Regions from separate parts of the Homo sapiens genome. Here region 2 is linked to region 1. The links are chromatin contacts, found by Hi-C or POLR2A ChIA-PET in ENCODE. All regions are on one chromosome and are shown on one strand. The core of a region is the stretch at or near the end of the contact, and the rest is flanking DNA. Distances in the headings are between cores, read along the strand shown. Region 1 holds the start of KPNA2 (karyopherin subunit alpha 2). Region 2 holds the start of CDC42EP4 (CDC42 effector protein 4).

Region 1 (7,128 bases), core at 535-3,034:
ATAAACTAAAATACATTTTTTACCTGGTTGTTGCGGTTTTCCTGCAGCGGAGAAGTAGCATCATCAGGAAATGAGCTTACATTTCTCCTCTTCAGCATCTGGTCATCCTTCTTAGCTTTCCTCAGCTCCACATTGACCTCTATTCTGCGACGCCTCATTTCCTTGAGAAAAGATAACATGCCGTTTCACCTATCACACCAGTTTTTGTTGCTAAGTGAGGGCATTTTTTTTTTAAATACCTCAGTTTTCACCCCTTTCCAAATGTCTTCCCATTTAAATACCACCACAGGAAAGCAACAGAAGGTACTCACTGTACTGTCTTTTCCCTTGTTCTTGAATCTGTGAAGACGGGCAGCTGGTGTATTAGCATTCTCGTTGGTGGACATGGTTATGAGACAAAGGGAGAAAGCTAAAAGATGGGGGAAGAGAAAAATATTTCCTTTATCATTTTCCTTTGTCAATAATAGTACCAAATAAGAACTGAATTATCAAGCATCTACTGAATCCACACCTGTATACTAGAGGGGGGATCATCATGTTTTCGGCACTATGAAATAGCTTTACCCAAAGGGGAAGTGTCCCCCTTCCCTCTAAAGGGCTGAGACTTCCTGGAGAGGGCTCTCCATCAGAAATAGAATGCAAGCTATATAAATTGAAACTTCCTAGTAGCCATATTTTTAAAAAGGAGAAAAGAAACAAGTGAAACTAATTTTAATAATGTATTTTACTTAACCCAACATATCCAAATAGTATTTCAACGTGTTATCAATATATAAAATAACTGACATCTTCTACATTCTTTTTCCATACTCCATCTTTGAAATCTTTTGTGTACTTTAAGCTTACAGCGTATTTCAATTTGGACTAGCCACATGTATCCACCGTTTCTGACAGCCTAGTTCGATACTCCAGAGTCCCTAATAGTTAATTCAAGACAAAGTAGGGGAACCAAGTCAACTTACAGCTAAAAATTATGTGCCAGGGCAATAAATTCAGATCCTCAGGAGGCTCTCCCTATTTTACTGTCTTTACTTGGCCAAAATAGGTGCAGACTCGAAAATTAAATAAAAATTTGCTTCATCATTACATTATGGTCAACATTAAAAATGCAGTGCCGCATCTCGCATATTTGATTTGCATTTCCAGAGACTAGGAGTGAATGCGCTTAATTAGGATGACATCAGCTGTGCGTCATTCAGAAGATGACAAAAGTCAAAGCCCTCCTTACAATTTGCTATCTTTGCTTTCATTACGCTCGCCTACGACTTGGTGGCAGAGCCACCCCCGGGGCCTAGGTGTCAGAGACGGTGCTCCCAACTGCCACCCCCAGCCCCTGCCCCCACGCCGGGGAAGATGCAACGAGAAAGGAGGAGGCGAAACCAGGGCCGCCACAAGTCCTCCCGGGACATTCGCCCTCAAGCCTGGCTCGCTCCGATTCTCCCGGCCGCGACGCGTTAAGGCCTCCGCTGCCGTTTGCAGAGCGTCGGCGCCCTAAACCCGCAGACCCCGCGAAACTCAGCCGCCTGGTCAATGAACGTCGCCCCCGAGGCCTAGTCAACGCGGGAGGCAGAGCCAGGCTCGGCGTGGACCCGGGGCCTCCCTCCCCCAACCCAAAAGGCGAACGCCGCCCACGGGCAAGCCGTTAGCGCTCGGGCCGGGCCGCCGCCTGAGTCTGTACCTGCGAAGCGGGCCTGGGCTTCCACGGGAGGCGATGCGGGGGGAATCAGCGGCTGTAGGGCGACTGCGTTCAAAGGGTCCACCTCGACTCAGCTCAAAGACCGTGTGGCTCGTGCAGCCGGCCGGCGCGATTTAAATTTCCCGGTGACTCCGCATTCCGATTGGCTGGTTCGAGCCTAAGCTGTGTGCCCATTGGTGGATTTGAAAAACACGTTGGGAGGGGAGGGAGTCATAGGGCTTGGGGGCGAGTGGGAGGGGGGAAAGAAAAAAAAAAAAAGAGGATGGCATCGCGAGATGAGGGAGCGGCCGGGCGGTGAGGGAGCGGCCGGGCGGTGAGGGAGCGGCCGGGCGGTGAGGGAGCGGCCGGGCGGTGAGGGAGCGGCCGGGCGGTCCCTGAGCGCCTGGCGGGGCGGAGCGGGAGGACTCCAGATCCCGTCAAGCAGCGCGAAGGGGCGGTTCCCTGGGCCGTTCGTGTTTCCATAGGGTTGAAGCGTGCATGGTCCTTGGGCGTTTTCCTGGGCGACAGCCTTAAACAAATACCACAAAATGATTCTCTAAGTCATTATTTTAAAAACTTTGTTGTTGATCTTCATGAAAATAAAAAAATTCTAATTAGTAAATAAGTAATCTTTATAGAAAAACATATTGCTTTGCATTTTTTTCCTATTATGACACCCAAAGTACTCGGCGGGGGTTTCTGGCTACTATGGGAGGGAAGATTTGTGTTATATTTTTTAGTTTAGTTTTTTTTTAATTGCATCATAAAAGACTGTATAGAAGCCGCAAATATGGAAACAAAAGGTTTCTTATGCCTGTTTCTCCAAAAACTCAAGTTTTTTATTTTTAAATAATTTCAAATGCAGCAGAATTGCAAATCTTTATCCAGATTTGCCAAATCTTAACATTTTGCCACATTTGCTATTGCTTTCTCTATACATATATATGTATACATATGCACGCGTGTACATATGTGTGATTTTAATATGTTACTTTAAGAGAAAGTTTCAGAATCATGTCCTTTTTCCTCTGTTTCACGGTGTCTCTCCTAAGAAAAGACATTCTCTTATATAACCACACTGCAGTCATCAAATTCAGAAAAACTGAAATTTCATGCTGTTGTTTAGTATGTAGTGTGTGTTCAAGTTTTTTCAATTGTTATAGTAACATTCTATGCTCATTACACATTTCTGAATTTTGCATTTTTTGCCATATGCTCAAACGAACAAACAAAACAAAGATGGTCAACAGAGCATCAGGATTCTGGGCCATTTTTGTTTCTGCAATTTTTTTGTGTTCTAAAAGATTACATTTTAGAAAAGTTTTCATGGTTTATTTCTTACTATAAATAAATTCAAACAGCAAGTTTGTCCATTTTTGCAGGCATTAATGCCAGCCTCATTCATCGTAAAGCCAGAGTTCATAAAGGGTTGGACCTACTCTTAATCAGCATAATCCCATCCCCCTAAATGCAAGAATGTGGAAGGAATTCACCCCTAAACCAATCACTGTGTGGCATTCTCTCAGCTACTGAGAATGGTTCAGGGGCAGGCACATGACCTAAATTCATCCAGTTGGACAGCCTCTGCCTTTTGTTTACTGGTTGGAGGTAGGAAAGCAGCCTCTGTTCTTCTGAACTAAGGGATGTGAGTCCTAGAAATCTGAATAAGAAAACTGTAGGGAAACCTTGAGAGGTCTGACCTGCTCTATCTCTGAAGGTTTGCAGGTAGGAGATCCGATACACATTTCTTTTGTATTGTCAAGTTGAGTTTCTTCTCTTTTTTTTTTTCTTTTTTTTCTTTTCTTTGAGACAGGGTCTAGCTCTGTCGCCCAGGCTGGAGTGGAGTGGCACGATCTCAGCTCACTGCGACCTCTGCCTCCTGGGCTGAAGCCATCCTCCCACCTCAGCCTCCCAAATAGCTGGGACTATAGGTACACACCACCACGTCCAGCTAATTTTTGCATTTTTTGTAAAGACAGGGTTTCACTATTTTGCCCAAGCTGGTCTCGAAGTCCTGAGCTCAAGCAATCCACCCACCTCAGCCTCCCAAAGTGCTGGAATTATAGGCCTGACCACCATACCAAGCCAAGTTGAGTTTCTTTTGCTTGAAAATACTGACTACTATGTGCCCAGAAGTGTTCTGAGTGTTTACCATATATTAATACACTTGATCTTCACAACTGTGAGGTAGTACTGTTATTTGCTCTATTTCACAAAAGAGAGCACTGAATCACAAGTGTTTATGTAACTTGTTCCAGGGTCACACAGCCAGTAAATGGCAAAGACAGGATTCAGCCATAAGCAGTCTGGTTCCAGGATCTGTGTTCTGAACCACTATTCTGTACTTGCACCTAAAAACAACCTGAAACAGAAGTATAATGCCCAAAATTGCCTTTGAAAGATACGATATCGTCGGGCACAGTGGCTCACACCTGTAATCCTAGCACTTTGGGAGGCTGAGGTGGGCAGACCACCTGAGGTCAGGAGTTCAAGACCAGCCTGGCCAACAAAGGGAAACCCTGTCTCTACTAAAACATACAAAAAATTAGCTGGGCGTGGTGGCAAGCACCTGTAACCCCAGCTACTTGGGAGGCTGAGGCAGGAGAATTGCTTGAATCTGGGAGGCAGAGGTTGCAGTGAGCCGAGATCACACCATTGCACTCCAGCCTGGACAACAAGAGCGAAACTCCATTTCAAAAAAAAAGACTAGCCTGTCCAACATGGCAAAACCCTGTCTCTACTAAAAAATATAAAAAATTAGGCAGGTGTGGTAACACACACCTGTGGTCCCAGCTACTCAGGAGGCTAAGATACAAGCATCACTTACACCTGGGAGGTAGAGGTTGCAGTAAGCTGAGATGGTGCCACTGCACTACAGCCCAGGCGACAATGCAAGACGCCGTCTCAAAAAAAAAAAAAAAAGTCCTATCATTTATGACCAAGTTTTAGCTGATGTGTTAGTCCACTAGCATAGTCCGCTTAGGTTACCATAACAAAGTACTACAGGCTGGGAGGCTTAGATAACAAACATTTATTTTTCTCACATTTCTGGATCACGAAATCTGAAATAAGGGTGCCAGAGTGGTCAGTTTCCAGGAAGGGCCCCCCTCTTTGGCGTCCAGATGACCATCGCCTAATTGTGTGCTAGCATGATCTCTTCATTTTAGCACAGAGAAGGGAGAGTGAAAGCTCTCTGGTGTCTCTTCTTTTTTTTTTTTTTTTAGATGGAGTCTCGCCCTGTCACCCAGGCTGGAGTGCAATGGCGCGATCTCAGCTCACTGCAACCTCTGCTTCCTGGTTTCAAGTGATTTTCCTGCCTCAGCCTCCCAAGTAACTGGGATTACAAGTGCATGCCACCACACCTGGCTCATTTTTGTATTTTTAGTAGAGATGGGGTTTCACCATGTTGGCCAGGCTGGTCTTGAACTCCTGACCTCATGATCCACCCACCTCAGCCTCCCAAAGTGCTTGGATTACAGGCATGAGCCACTGCGCCCGGCCTGATGGCTCTTTTTATAAGGACACTAATCTCATCATGAGGGCCCCACCCTCATGAATTCATCTCAACCTCCCAGAGGCCCCATTTCCAAATACTATCATACTGGGAGTTAGGTTTTCAACATATGAATTTTTGAGGGGGATGCAAACATTCAGTTCTTAATATCCATTCACCAGCCTGGGCAACATAGCGAGATGCCCTCCTCCAAACCACCATCTCTACAAAAATTAAAAAAAAAAAAAAAATTAGCAGAGGCTGGGAGCAGTGGCTAACGCCTGTAATCCCAACACTTTGGGAGGCCGAGGCAGGTGGGTCACTTGAGGTCAGGAGTTCAAGACCAGCCCAGCCAACATGGTAAAACCCTGTCTCTACTGAAAATACAAAAATTAGCCAAGCGCGGTGGCTCGTGCCTGTAGTCCCAGCTACTCGGGAGGCTGAGGCACAAGAATCGCTCGAACGCAGGGGCAGAGGTTGCAGTGAGCTGAGATTGTGCCACTGCACTCCAGCTTGAGCAACAGAGTGACACTCTGTCTAAAAAAATAAATAAATAAAAATAAAAAATTAGCCAAGCATGTTGGTATATGCCTGTAGTCCCCGCTACTTGGGAGGCTGAGGTGGGAGGATGGCTTGAGCCTGGGAGGTGGAGGCTGCATTGAGCCGAGATTGTACCACTGCATTCCAGCCTAGGTGGCAGAGTGAGATGCTGTCTCAAAAAAAAAAAAAAAAAAAAATCCATTCAGATTATCTTCCTTCAAAATATGAATGTTGAGTTAAAACATGCAAAGAAAGAAAGAAAGGGGCCTGGAGCTGAGCTGGCTGAAAGACATAGGACCACCAGCTACTGAGGCTGAGGCCCTTTAGTTACTGTCTTTCTAGGCCGTCTTGTAAACTCATGTTTCAGTTCTGTGAACTATACAACATCCCTCAAACACACCACTTTCTCAATTTTTTCTTCTTTTTGAGACAGGGTCTTGCTCTGTCATCCAGGCTGGAGTGCAGTGGCACGATCAGAGCTCCCTGCAGCCTCAACCTCCTGGGCTGAAGTGATTCTCGTACATCGGCCTCCCAAGTAGCTGAGACTACAAGCATATGCTACCACGCCCAGCTAATTTTTGTTTTTTTTTGTAGAGATGGGATTTTGCCATGTTGCCCAAGCTGGTCTAGAACTCCTGGGCTCAAGAGATCTGCCCACCCCAGCCTCCCAAAGTGCTGAGATTACAGGTGTGAGCCACCGTGCTCAGCCAAATACAGCCCTTTCTGATTTGAGTGTGGCAGCAATCCCTAATTCTCCACCAAAACTCATGTTTCACCTTCCATTTGGTCTACTTGTTGCTGGTAGATGGGTGGATGGGTGCCTAGCCAGTGACTCTACTTTTCAGTTTCCTTGGATCCAGGTGAGGCCATAAGTCTAGTTCAAGTGAAAGTAATGTATTTGTCTAATGGGTTAGCGCTTACAAAATGGTGTCTCTCTCTCTCTCTCCTTTCCCTGGCTTGAAGCAGACAAGCCTGGCCACACTGGGAGCCCTATGAGGAAGGTGGTAGAGCTGCAACATGGAAGGAACCTGGGTCCCTGTGTCAGCCAAAGAGTCTCCAAACCCATCCTAGGTTTACTTGCCTGTTCCTGAGTCTGCGGGTGGGATGGATGTTCCCAGCTGCTGGCAGAACCCCCACGCTGGCTTTCTTACCCTCTGCGTCAGGGCTACTGTGGCAGGCTTGGCTAAATGAAAGCCATTGGTGCTCCCTTCCCCACAAAAACAGTAACTCAGAAGCAAAACTGCATCCTTGGGGAAACTGCAGAGATTAGTGCCACATATGGAGGCTCTTCAGTAAGGAACTATCCTCGTTTTGAGAAAGAGCTCTTGATCACCTACTGAACTCCAAATAAAAATGTAACCTGCCAGGTGGGGTGGCTCATGCCTGTAATCCCAGTACTTTGGGAGGCCGAGATGGGTGG
Region 2 (6,780 bases), core at 4,051-6,550, 5.3 Mb before region 1:
TAGCAAATGCACTGTGTGCCAACCCACGCTGGAGGTTCAGACATGAACTGAACACCACCCTGTCCCCAGGGAGGCCAAGGGGAAATCGTATTGCTTTACTCTCTAGGCATGCACTGGCTGCCCCAGCCCCCTGATGTGCGTGAACTCCCCCAGAAAATCAGGGTTATGCCCCTGAAACCTGGGGCAGAAAGAGCCCCCAGATGCAGGTACTTTTCCCCACCATGGTGGAGGAGTCTTGTCTGGAGCCCCAGGCACTCTGCCAGTAGTTTGGTATTTTCAGGATTTTCCCAGCTGCTCAGCAGGTTGCCCCAGCCCCATGAAAGGGCTCCAGGTGGTTCCCAAGAACGGGGAAGCAAGGCGTGAAAGAGCCTCTCTCTTGCAGGCATGGGAGTGGACAGCCCAGCGCCAGGCCACCCCAGCTGATGGGCTCCTGACCTGGATCACCAAGGCTCCACCCAAACTGTGCTGACATCAAGCCATGGTGGCACCTTGAGGTTCAGTCCAGGACCATCTTGTCTCACCTCAATAGGGGAAGGGGGGCTCAAAATAGACTTGAAAGCCAGGCACGGTGGCTCACACCTATAATCCCAGTCCTTTGGGAGGCAGAGGAGGGAAGATCACTTGAAGTCAAGAGTTCGAGATCAGCCTGGCCAACAGGGTAAAACCTGCCTCTACTAAAAAAAAAAAAAAATTAGCCAGGAATTGGCTAATTGGTAGTGGGCACCTATAATCCCAGCTACTCAGGAGGCTGAGGCAGGAGAATCGCTTGAACCCAGGAGGCGGAGGCTGCAGTGAACTGAGATTGCGGACTGCACTGCAGCCTGGGCGTCAGAGCAAGAATCCTAAAAAAAAAAAAAAAAAAAAAAAAAAAAAAGGGGAATAGACATAGAAAGTTGTAGTGTTCTTGCTTGGGGAGATAGCTTATTTCACGAAGAGAAATGACCTGCCCAGAGTCATACTTTAGGACAAACACCAGACTGGAATGAGTGGAACTTCCAGCCCCTCCAAGGAAATAGGACAAATTGGCCGGGCGCGGTGGCTCACGCCTGTGATCTTGCACTTCGGGAGGCCGAGGCGGGCAAATCACGAGGTCAGGAGATCGAGACCATCCTGGCTAACGTGGTGAAATCCCGTCTCTACTAAAAATACAAAGAATTACCCGGGCGTGGTGGCGGGCGCCTGTAGTCCCAGCTACTCAGGAGGCCGAGGCAGGAGAATGGCGTGAACCTGGGAGGCAGAGCTTGCAGTGAGCCGAGATCATGCCACTGCACTCCAGCCTGGGCAACAGAGCGAGACTCCGTCTCAAAAAAAAAAAAAAAAAAAAAAAAAGGAAATAGGACTAATTAACCTCTTAGAGCTGGGACAAAATAACATGAACTAAAATGCCCAGAACTCCATGTTAACAAACACTGGGATGTGGTATGTTGGTGCAAAAAAGTAATTGCGGTTTTTGCCATTGAAAGTAATGGCAAAAACCGCAATAACTTTTGCATCTACCTAATATGTGTTGGGGGTTGGGGGTGGATATTAGGGAGGGGCAAGTCCATGAAGCTGCAAGGATCATGCATGCCCAAGTCCCAGAGGCAGGCAGGCCCCAGCGGCCCCAGACAGGCAGAGACACACGCCTAGGCCTAAAGGCTTACAGGTCAAGTTACACCAAGGGTGCAGTTAAGACCTCAAATCCCTCTCCAAAGTCAGGGGCTTAGAGCTTGCCAGAAATTTCAAGTAGGTATGTATTCAAGCCTCAGATTTTTTATTTTGTTAATTTCCTCTGGTTACTCATAGACAGCTCTAGCCTAACGGGTTGGAGCAAAACTTGCTTCAGTGGATCCTTCGGAGAGAAATCCACAGGTCTGGGATTCCCACCATCAAAGAAAATGATCTTCTAATCACATCTTCCCTCAGAGGGCTAGGATGCAGTCTAGAAGCATCTACGGAGCCCCTCCCTGAAGCAGTTTGTTTCTACTCTAGGCGTCCTGAGGGCAGGGACTGGGCTTCGTTGTCTTTGTCCCCAAAGGCAAGCCTCCACTGTTGTTAAATGTTTGTGGAAGGAGCCTGAATTTGGGTAAGGAGCAGAATTACAAAGGGACCTAAAGACTTTGTCCCGGAGGTGTGCTTAATAGATATGGATGATAATTGGGAAAAGGAAAACAGATTACTAACAGCTAGCCCTAAGAAAACCGAAATACTTCATTTAAAATGGAAGGAAAGAGATGGGGAGAGGGAGATGTCTCAGAGAAAATAAGAAACGTTTTTTTTTTGTTTTTGTTTTTAACTTAAGCTATGATTTCAGGAGAAAGAGGTCCTGGAACGCCAGGAACCAGGGAGGACTTCCACCTGGAAGCAATGTGGTAGAAGGAGACCCACTGAGGGCCTGCATATGCCCAGCAAATGGCCAGGTGCCTTTGTTTGTTTGTTTGTTTGTTTTTTGAGACAGGGTCTCCCTCTGTTACCCAGGCTAGAATGCAGTGGCATGATCTTGGCTTACTGCAGCCTCAACCTGCAGGCTCAAGTGGATTCTCCCATCTCAGCCTCCCAAATAGCTGGGACTACAGGCATGCACCACCACACCTTGCTGATTTTTGTATACTTTTGTAGAGATGGGGTTTCGCCAGGTTGCCAGGTTTCTCTTGAACTCCTGGGCTCAAGCGATCCACTGGCTTCAGCCTCCCAAAGCAGTGGGATTACAGGCATGAGCCACCGCGCCCAGCCTAAGTGATCTCTTTTAATATTCACCCCAATAGGGGAAGGTAGAGATTGCTGTTCTCACTTTACAGATGGGGAAGCTGGTGGATAACTTGTCAGCTCATAAATGGCAGAGCTAGAATTCCAATCCAGAGGCGTCTCCAAACCTCTATCCAGCGAGCCTTACCCACAGTCCTGTTGCAGCTCCTACTTCTTTTGAGGACACCTTTGGCACTAGGTCATGATGACAGCAATCACCTCCATTCTGGTTGCTTTCTAGTCATAAAGCGCTTTCACACCTGATATCTCATTCCTCTTTACACCCTCCAGACGAGGCTAGCAGAGGGGTCCTGTGCTCTTTGGACACATAAGGACAGCCAGGCTAGCTAAGGGTCAGAGGTGGGAATTAGCGACTTCCCCATGTGAAAGGGAATAGAATCTCGGGACCCCAAATTCACTATGTCAAAGGGAAAGTTTAATCCCAGCACTTTTGGAGGTTGAGGTGGGTGGATTGCTTGAGCTCAGGAGTTTGAGACCAGCCTGGGCAACATGACAGAACCCTGTCTCTACAAAAGAAAAAGTACAAAATATGTAGCTGGGCATGGTGGCGCACACCTGTAGTCTCAGCTACTCAGGAGGGTGAGGTGGGAGGATCGCTTGAGCCCAGGAGGCCAAGGCTATAGTGAGCTACGATTGCAGCACTGCACTCCAGCCTGGGCAACAGAGCAAGACCCTGTCTCCAAAAAAAAAAAAGGGGCGGGGCTGGGGGGGACGTTAAGCTTGGAAACCACAGAAGCTGCTTTCCTTTTGTTCCCAGATAGCTGCAGTTTCACAACCCTGTTGACACAGGGTTTCCTTTGCTCCCCTTAGACGTACTGAGTAGGAGACAATGCATCATTGACTTTTTCTTCTATTCCCTTTCACATGTAAAATGTAGACTTACAGACACTAAATCAGAGCCTCACACGCTTGTGACCTCAATGCCTTTCCTCCCTCTCTCCCTCTTCTTTTCCTTTCCTGCTTGCTTTTTCTCTTTTAAATACAGAAGTTCCCAAAACCTTTTTGGAAAAAAGGTGATTTTTCCCCGGTGGATCCTCAACCTTGGCTAACTAAACCTCTATTTGATTGAGATCTGCCTTAGTCACTTTTTGGTTTACATCCATGATAACCCCGCCAGGGTTTGAATCCACAGTGTCTGCCTCCCAAGTGGCTCCAAACCCTACCTTTCCCTCCAGATGTCCAGTTCAGAATTTGATTTTACTTATTATTCATTTATTTTTTTTTTTGAGATGGAGTCTACCTCTGTCACCCAGGCTAGAGTGCAATAGCGCGATCTCGGCTCACTGCAACCTCCACCTCCCAGGTTCAAGCGATTGTCCCGCCTCAGCCTCCTGGGTAGCTGGGATTACAGGCGCCCACCACCATGCCCGACTAATTTTTGTATTTTTGGTAGAGATGGGGTTTCGCCATGTTGGCCAGGCTGGTCTCAAACTTCTGACCTCAAGTGACCCCCCACCTGCCTTGGCCTCCCAAAATGCTAGGATTACAGGCATGAGCCACTGCGCCCAGCCCAGAACTTAATTTTCACAGCAGGATGGAGTGGCCAAACCATTAGCTCTCAAGAGCTGGTTGCTGTCGCACTGCAGAGGGAAACGGAAATGTGCTGTCCCCAGAAAGCAGAATGTTCCTGAGGGCTTAGGGACCTCGCAGCCATGGGGAAAGTCTGGGGCCTTCACCCTCACTTCCTTTAAAAACCGAGGGTGGGGTTCAGCTAGAGGCAAGGGAACTTTTCACTTTGCGCCTTGTCCACTTTAGTTGACTACTTCGCAGCTGGCATTCTACCTTGATAATGATCATTTCAACTGAAACTATTCCTCTAAAAAGAATAGAGTCCAAGGCCTGGGACTTGGATTCAGGCTCTGGGACTCAGGAGTTGATCCTCCTTGACGTTCACCTGGTGCAAATTTAGCCTCAGCTGATACTTAGGAGGCAAAGGCACAGACGGGGATGCGGGGAGCTCAAGGGCTGTCACCCTGTAGAAACATTTCTGACGCCCAGTCCAAGCCTGGCCTCGGGGCTGGCCGGCTCCTCCCCGCTCCCTCGTTTACAGCGAGAGTCTGGGATGGCACCCACGAAGCTGGTGGCGCCAGCCCTCCTGCCCCATCTCCCGACAGTACTGCAGCCAGGTGGTTAGCAGGTCCGGGAGGGAGCAGGAACGAGGAACGCCACCCGGGCTGGAGTTCTTGGTTTCTTGCCCCGGCTCGAATGGGGAAGAGCCTCAAAAGAGCCTCGCGCCAGGCCCCCGGAGGGAGACGCGCCCCTGGCCCTGGGGGCCCCAGTGGGGGTTCGCGGCCGGAGCGCAGGCTGGGGCGGGAGTGTCTCCCGGAAGCCGGGCGGGCCCAGGCTGCCCCATACGGAGTTGGGAAAGTCTCAGGCTTTCAGTTTGAACCGAGGAGGCCGAGCAGTCGGGCAGAGGTTCCCGACGGCCATTGGCTGCTGCGGCGCCGTGACATCAGCGCAGAGGGGTGCGCGGGGAGGGTTGCGCGGGGCGGGCGCGGGCGGAGCCTGGAAGGGGAGTGTCCTGGAGGCTCCCAGCCCTGAAAGCCCGAGAGCCAGAGGGAAACAAACGCCGGCGCTGACAGGGGCCGCCAGCCCCTCCGCCGCGCGGAGCCCACGAAGGGGACAGCGCAGCCGGCCCAGAGCTCGGGTCTCCGGGGACCGAGGTAGGCGACGGGCAACCGCCTCTGTCTGTGGTAGCCGCCTTCGCGCTGGGTGCCCTGGGTGGGCTTGGGGGTCTCGAGTCCCCCTGTGGGGCAGAGAGGATCGAAGCTGGGGATGCGAGGCCGCGGCGCGGGGAGAAGGGCGCGGAGCCCCCACTTCTCGGCGCTCGCGCTTTTCACCGCGCCCACCGCGGTGCCTGGGACCCTAAGCTGCGCACCTAGTGTCCTGGCAGAGCGGGATGTGTGGAGGAGGAGGTGGCAGGGAGCCGGGCGCAGCGTTGCCGGGACTCCATTTCCTCTCTCCACGCTGGAACTCCCGGCCCTGGCCAAGGGTGCCGCTGAGGGGGTTGGGGGCCGGTTTTAAAGGGCCTCCCCCTTCCCAGGAATGGGGTGTGTGTCGGTGTGGGCAGGAGCGCAGCAATCGGCGGCGCGCGGCCCGCGATCTCCGCGAGGGGGGCGTGTGTGCGCCCGGAGTTCTCCATGAATAAGAACCGAATTCTCCGCCTGTACGGGCAGAGGCGTGTACACATCTCGCTCTCGTACACACACTGCAGCACACGCCACCCAATGTCACCCGGCCGGGAAGCCAGAGGGAAGGAGCTGTCTGGAAGGGAATGGCCGAAGGAACAAATGGTCCTCCTTTCCCCTACTCCCGCCCCGCGAACCCTTCCCTCCCCCGCCAGGCTCCCGCCCCGCCCGCTCCCTCGGAAGCCCGGGAGGCCGAGGCGCCTCCTGGCGGGGTGCGGGGGGAGGGCAGTCGAGCCACCCGCCCCCTTGGAGCCGGGGAGACGGCCGCTCCTGGGCTAGTGCGCCCCGAGCTCAGCGCGCTCAGCGGGATCGCAGGCGGGAGCGGTCGGTTAATGATTTAATCGCCCGCTTGGGGCGGGTGCGCGCGGATCGGCCGTCCCTGGCCCCGCCCCCTCTCCGGAGCGCCCCCAGCCGGGGTTACAAAACTGCCCCCTGCCCCCGGCGCGTCCCCCAGGAGCCATCCTGCCCGCGGGGATCCCGTCAGCCGGTGAGTGCCCCGGCCGGGAGGGCTGGAGAGCTGGGCGGGAGCCGGGGCTGAGGCTGAGCCAGCTTCCTGGGAGAGGACTGAAGTGCGTGTGTGTGTGTGTGTGTGTGTGTGTGTGTGTGTGTGTGTGTGTGTGTGTGACTGGGGGAGGGGTGCTCGCTGCTAACTCAAACCAGGTTCCCTGTGTTTTCCCAGTGACTGCGGCCTCGGCTTTGGAAGTTTTCTTTTTCTCCCTGGGAGAATGGAGGGGAAATACAATGCCTTTTCTTTTCTCGTTGCCTCTGGAACTTCTCTCTCTCCACGACTCCCACCCCTTGCAATCTGACCGGCTCCCACATCCCTTACTGTGTGCCCGGTGCCCAC

Evidence for each region. Hi-C counts contacts between places; a loop is a spot of excess contacts on that map. ChIA-PET counts read pairs that join two places held with the same protein, here RNA polymerase II (POLR2A). Pooled maps may share reads with other maps.
Region 2: a loop to region 1 is called in a pooled map, with 6 times the contacts of the local background. The contact joins the promoter of CDC42EP4 here to the promoter of KPNA2 in region 1. A Hi-C loop is called at or near these places in 1 of 50 pooled maps. POLR2A ChIA-PET finds 5 or more read pairs at or near these places in 2 of 52 experiments (PC-9 and WTC11).

The regions. Positions count from the first base shown.
Region 1 is chr17:68,030,391-68,037,518 of GRCh38, reverse strand. KPNA2 (karyopherin subunit alpha 2) reads right to left here and starts at 1,784. Exons shown (of 11, transcript NM_002266.4): 1 at 1,679-1,784; 2 at 312-409; 3 at 24-161. The coding sequence starts at 386. RefSeq lists enhancers at 1,252-1,471, 1,491-2,038 and a silencer at 2,002-2,051.
Region 2 is chr17:73,310,521-73,317,300 of GRCh38, reverse strand. It overlaps CDC42EP4 (CDC42 effector protein 4), which reads left to right and starts at 5,300. Exons shown (of 2, transcript NM_012121.5): 1 at 5,300-5,408. RefSeq lists silencers at 4,922-5,081, 5,152-5,411, 5,862-6,411, 6,422-6,551.